2 separate regions of the Mus musculus genome follow, and region 2 is linked to region 1. The links are chromatin loops, found by intact Hi-C in ENCODE. Cell type or tissue: left cerebral cortex. All regions are shown on one strand. Links, peaks and the distances in the headings refer to the core of each region. The heading gives the core; the rest is flanking DNA. Region 1 has its middle 250 kb from the start of Gm46834. Region 2 has its middle 200 kb from the start of Gm46834.

Region 1 (2,922 bases), core at 257-2,756:
TCTATAGGTAGTTGTATTTAAATTATTTGTTATGGCTTACTCATAACATTTTTAACATAAGCTTTCTTTCTACCTATTTTCATAACAACAAGCGCATAAACTACTACAAGTTTCTCACTGGCAGTCTAGTGTGAGTATAGGCACACTTTTCACCTTATGAACCTAGACAAGAAATTACCCATGATATGTCTCATAATTTTCATATAAAAGTATAAACTCTTTAGGTGCTGTCCCTTGATCTCCAGAAGAACTCTCACCATTGTGCACAGGAGCTCTAGGTTTCACAACCCCCATGTGCTCTTAAGATTAGCTTAAGAAATTAATGGTTATAAATCATGTTAATCTGGATGAAAATTCAACAAACAAACCCTTCTGTCCCCCGTTGATTGATATCTCCTCTTTAAGCTGGTCATTCGTACACTCTACCTAGTGTTTACTTGGCCATGTTAGATTTCTGACACCACGATATGAGACCTGACACTGTCAGATTGTAGAAAGGGAAGCCTTAGTCTGAGCCAGTGTCTGTTTGGCAGTCCCTGGTCAGTGGTCTCCTGCTTCCTGAGATTGTGGAACATCACAGTGGGAATGCATGTGGGGAGTTCACCAAAGGGCAAAGCTGCTCTTTTGCTGACATCCAAAAAGAGAGAAGAAGGGAGATGGAAAGGGAGAGAGAGGAAGGAGAGGGAGAAAGAGACAGAGACAGAGAGGATGGAGTTCCAAGACAACCTTCAAGGAGCAACTTAAACTCCTTTCTGGAAATTTATATTTTGAAATTAGTTCACAAACAACTGGGTTTCCATAAGCCTTTTTCATATATCCTTAGCTTTTTTACATTCACCCATCTCTCATGCAAACAAAACTCCCTCATCCAAACAAAAATTATTAAACCACACATAGAATTTCTCCTCCCACATTACTGGTGAGCAATACCCCAGAAGCACCCCAAACTACACAGTTGATTGCTGTTCCTTTTGTTGATCCACTGTAACTCTATGGTAAGACACCATTGCAAAAGACACCACAAACTTTGGCTGTAATACAAAGAACTCATTCTCAAACTGACTGGGAATCCTCCTTTCTGGTTAGCTTTCACAGTTCCAGAAGGTGCTACGCAGGCTGGTCAGGAAGAAAGCATTAATGATCACACCCAGCACTGAACTATACATACTGTGATACCCACCCACAAAATAAGCTGTGCCTACTGGTGCAATAACTCTCATGGGATATCCAACAGCTTTCTGGTAAGATTTTAGGTCTGCTCCACAGAAGGGATTCCATGTTATAAAACTAATCAAAAGCTTGAAGGTCATAGCACTTACTATGTGCTTACTACTGAATCTACCATTATAGTATTAAATGCCCATATTGCTAAAACACCTTCTGAATATTTAGGTGATTACCCATAGACATGGGCCACTCTCAACCTTGATTTGCAAAGATCATTTTTGTAGTTAGTAGCAGTCAACATAGAGCTCATAACTGATCAAAGTATTAAAAATTAATGACTGCTAAGTGTTCATCATTATCTAGGGCACCTTCATCAACAACTCTGGAAGGGCTCATGGAACACTGGAGAAGAGAAGGAGGAAAGAATTTAAGAGCTGAAGGATGAGGAGGAATTTTACGAAACCACATCTTTTGCACATGGCATGGCATTACACTCATGAACACAGCAGCTGTGGCTGCCTACACAAGACTGGCACAAGATCGAGCCAGAAGACATTACAGCATGGATGAGGAAGGAGCTCAAAACCACAAACCAGAGAGATATCAGCAGTTGACCATGGCTGGAGGAGGGAGAAGCACTCTTCTTTTGAGACTGTGGCTACTTCTAGGTTTCCCATGCTTCAGTGGATGGTCCCACACCCATGCACATATGGGCAAAACTAATTGTATTTAATGGATAATTGGGGGAAAACAAGAAGACATGAATCTGGGAAGGGAATGTGTGTGAAGGGATCCAGAACTTAGAAGGAAGAAGTAGGGTTCGGTATGGTTGCATTTCATTGTACATGTGCACAAAATTCCCCAAGAGTAATGTTTTTTAAATAGCACCATTATTTCTCCAGGATAATACAAGGCAATTAGAATGATTTAACTCTATTACAGCCTCTTTCTTGTGCCCTAGCTTCTGCAGTTATATAAGGTTGTTAAATCTGAAAGTCGTTATTATTTTTAGGGTGGTCACAGTTCATCTAGATTTATTCATGTATTCCTTTTGTTTGCCTTTCATCACAGCTGCCCAAGTGCTTACCCATGATTCACTTCTAGCTTGAGGGACGTATTCTGTCATCTACTGTATTAGAGATCTAATTATTAAAGAATTTTCTGTGTATCTGAAACTGTTTTTTGTTGTTGTTGGTGGTGGTGGTGGTGGTTGGTTGGTTTTTTTTTGTTTGATTGGTTTTTGTGCTCAATAAGGCATACCTATTCTTTATATTCAGATAACTTTCTCTGACTTCATCAGAGCTGAATCACAAAAATACCAGATGCCAAGAAGGGCAGGTTCCTTTAAAAAGAGACAGAACAGATTGTCCTGCTTGTGATGAGCAGGAAGACAAAATGTAGCCGACATATGAAAAGATAAGGAAATAAATTCTAAAATTTCAATGTCTTTGCAGAACTTGCAGTGTATTTTTAGACCAGTATGTAGCAAGCCCAGGCACCATCAGACACTAGGGAGGCCAAATTCAAACTCACAACATCCATGAGTCTTAAGCTGGGAAAGACTGTGGAAGCTAGACATGGGGGTTAAAAAAAAAATGATCCATGGCAGAAATATGAACAGTACCTGCTGTGGGAAGAAACAAAACTCTGCACGCAACATGTACTACCTTGTCAGGTGGATCGAAGAGGTAAACATCTTCATGGATAGAAGGGTTATGAGCTGCTTGCTCCACAGCAGACACAGACTCTGTTTTT
Region 2 (2,922 bases), core at 111-2,610, 56 kb before region 1:
TATAGTTTTAGAGCTTTATTGTAGGAAGACAGAGAGAAAGAGAGAAGGTAGAAAGAAAGAGAGTGGCCATGGCCACATGGAGAGAGGGGGGAGGGAAGGAGTAGAAGGAAAGTTAGAGATAAGAATGAGGGGTAAGTGCTTAAGAGGAGGGGCCAAGGAGCTCCTTTTATAGCAGGTTGGGCTACCTTGCTGCTGCCAAGTAACTGCTGGGAAGAGCAAAACTGGCTATTGTCAGGTAAGTGTGAGGGTGGAGTCTAGCCAGAATTCTAGGAGCTTCGGACATTGTCTGAGTGACTTACAGTCACAGAATTATGGAGTTGGAGTCTCCGTGGTGTCAGGCGCCTATGTCTGGGAATGTGTCTCACTGTTCCGTCCCTTGTAGAGTTTTCTACTGGGTCTCTAGAGCAAGCTTCACTCAACCAAAACAGGCTGCCTTTCATGGTCCCACACATATATACATGATATTTATTAAAAACAGATCCTTTCATTACCACAAATTGAAGAGACAAAAAGGTTGATGCCCAAGTTGTGAAATCAACAGACACACATGCATGACACCCTCCACAAGCTCCTTTGGGGCTTGTCAGTTGGAAGTTACTTGAAAGCTCTACCTAAGCCAGTAAATAAAAGTGTTTTCATCTTGGGACCAAGAATTCCATATGATTTGATACCAAATTAACACCATAAGGTAGAAAAAGGCAAAGCACGGGTGAAGTAGATGGTCAATTTCAATCCCTGCTTTCCTAGTGTGTCCATGAAGAGTCATCAGATACCCACTGGGAATCCCAGGCCAGAAGCTCTGTTGTGCTTCCATAGCTCAACATCATGAGGGGGTGTTTAGAGACAGGTGGCATGCCTTTGTTTGCAGTGTTTGCTTTTCTCAGTACAACACATACAGTATGTGCCCCGGGTACCAGGAGTCCTGTTGCTAAAGTCCTGCTGTGTAACATGCCCTCGACCTGCCCCATTTGTTGCCACAACAGCACATTGCTCTTCAGCTTTGTGTTTAATGAGCATTTACTGAGAATCTAGGATGTGCTTGGTGATAATTGATGATGATGTCAACAAGGACACTCTCTCAGCCAGCAGTAGAAAGTTTAAATGGCAGAGAGATGGCACTTAGCAGAGAATACAGCATAAGTCGTGTGGGAAGAAGTAAGGCCAGGGAATGTTTTCCAAAAAAGAAATCCCCAAGCTGCTCTGAAATAAGGCTTGCTCAAAGGAGGAGCAAACCGGGTGGAGAACCACTCCTAGTTAGAACTCTTAGAGGGGGTACTGGGAATGGGGACAACATTTGGAATGTAAATAAATAAAACAATTTTTAAAAATTATGATAAACAACCCCACATCGCTGGAGCCCAGGGACCAGCGGAAGCAAAGAGCAATTCTGCTGGAGCCTCCCCATCACTGCTCACCAATGTTTTATCCCAAGGAAGCACCCAGAGAAGTGGAAATGCAATCACACACTTCAGAAATAAAGCCTCAGAATCATTCCAGGTCATACCCAGAGGATCAGTTGTAAAGCAGTCTGGGTAATGTAGTATTACCAAGATGAGAGGAATGGATGCCAGAAGGCCTGCTCCTTCACCAGATTTCAAATTCTTTGTATTAAAAAGTATACCATATATTTATATTACATTTATATAATGTACTTTTAATATATAATTATATATTAAAATAGTAATTTTAGAAATATCAGTTTAAAGTCATGCTACCATTAATGCCACATATTCTTTTTCTTGTTAATTCCGCTGCTAATAGTTTGCAGCACATATTAATCATCAGTTAGACAACTTTGTACACACACAGTGGGGATGTTTGAAGTGCTCAGTGAGTGGTGAAAGAGTTACAAAGTATATGTATATCTCTAATGTGGGAAAAAATGATGACCTGGGCATGCATCTTAGACTTTGATTAAAAACAAGAATTAGAGAGATTGATTTAGACCCAGCAGTACTGAAGGAGGCAGATCTAGGCCTGGTAGCACAGCCCTTGATTTTTTACTGAGTGCAGCTGAGTGCTAGCAAGCTGCCCAGCTCCTCAGAGCCATCAGGCAGCAGAGACTCAGGCCTCATCAAGTAGAGGGTGCACAGTGTTACAACTGAAATTGAGAATGCATTCATTCCCTTTTTTGGGTGATCTTTGAAATAAGCCACACCAAGAAACCACATAACAATTTCCTCACAGAATAAAATCCTTAACCGAAGCACCAAAGAATCTTGCAAAGTTGCAAAATTTAAATGAGCAAGCAGATGTCATCAGAAGAAAAATGGTGTCTCTTAGAAACCTAAAGAAGAATTAAACCAGGCTTTTCAGGCTGCAGAGGGAATTTTTCTTCAAAGTAAAAGTACAAAATTGTCAAATCAGGCATGCTAGAAAAGAGCTATATTTCTAATATACATTAAAATGTATGATTATACAGGAATTCAAAACTAAGATCTTTCAGGAAAAAAAATTCAGCAACAGTAAAACAGACTAAAATCTGTCACCCAACACACCCTGGCTCATCTTTCAACTGGTGAGAAGTCATCAAGAAAAGAAAAGTTAAGCGAAGTGGGATTTCTATGTAGATGGATCACAAAAGAAAAAGTCAGGGATGAGCAAAACAAACATGGAGTGTGATCAGGTCTAGACACACATTCTCTCCGTGCTCAGCCCAGCTACGCTGAGCTGAGCACCAGGACACTGCCCCTAGACTGGTGTATCTGAACAGGGCACACTGTGCACAAGGGTGGGGGTTTTGAGTGTTTTGAGACCAGTAGCTCAAACAAGAAGACACTGAATTTATTCTTTTCACCCCTGTAATTATGCCAGTCCCTGAAATGAATTCTTGGGTAACTTAATAAGTGCGGCAAGAGTAGAAATAATCAACTTTAAAAAGAAGACTCATTCAGAAGGCTTAGATTACGCAAATTTTCTTTA

Evidence for each region. A loop is a pair of places that touch in the nucleus more often than their neighbours do. Peaks named below come from ENCODE experiments on the same cell type or tissue, not always from the same donor. Only the 100,000 strongest peaks of a DNase experiment are listed, where the experiment ranks them.
Region 2: it touches region 1 in a loop (5-fold over the local background); 2 of 42 quality-filtered maps call a loop at or near these places.

The regions. Positions count from the first base shown.
Region 1 is chr3:39,963,946-39,966,867 of GRCm38, forward strand. No RefSeq gene overlaps it. Among named protein-coding and RNA genes, the nearest start is that of Gm46834, 250 kb to the left of the region's middle. In left cerebral cortex, for the core only: no CTCF peak of the experiment used is centred there; DNase peaks (open chromatin) are centred at 1,702 and 2,595; H3K27ac peaks cover 960 bases.
Region 2 is chr3:39,907,694-39,910,615 of GRCm38, forward strand. No RefSeq gene overlaps it. Among named protein-coding and RNA genes, the nearest start is that of Gm46834, 200 kb to the left of the region's middle. In left cerebral cortex, for the core only: no CTCF peak of the experiment used is centred there; DNase peaks (open chromatin) are centred at 1,207, 1,428 and 2,178; H3K27ac peaks cover 1,417 bases.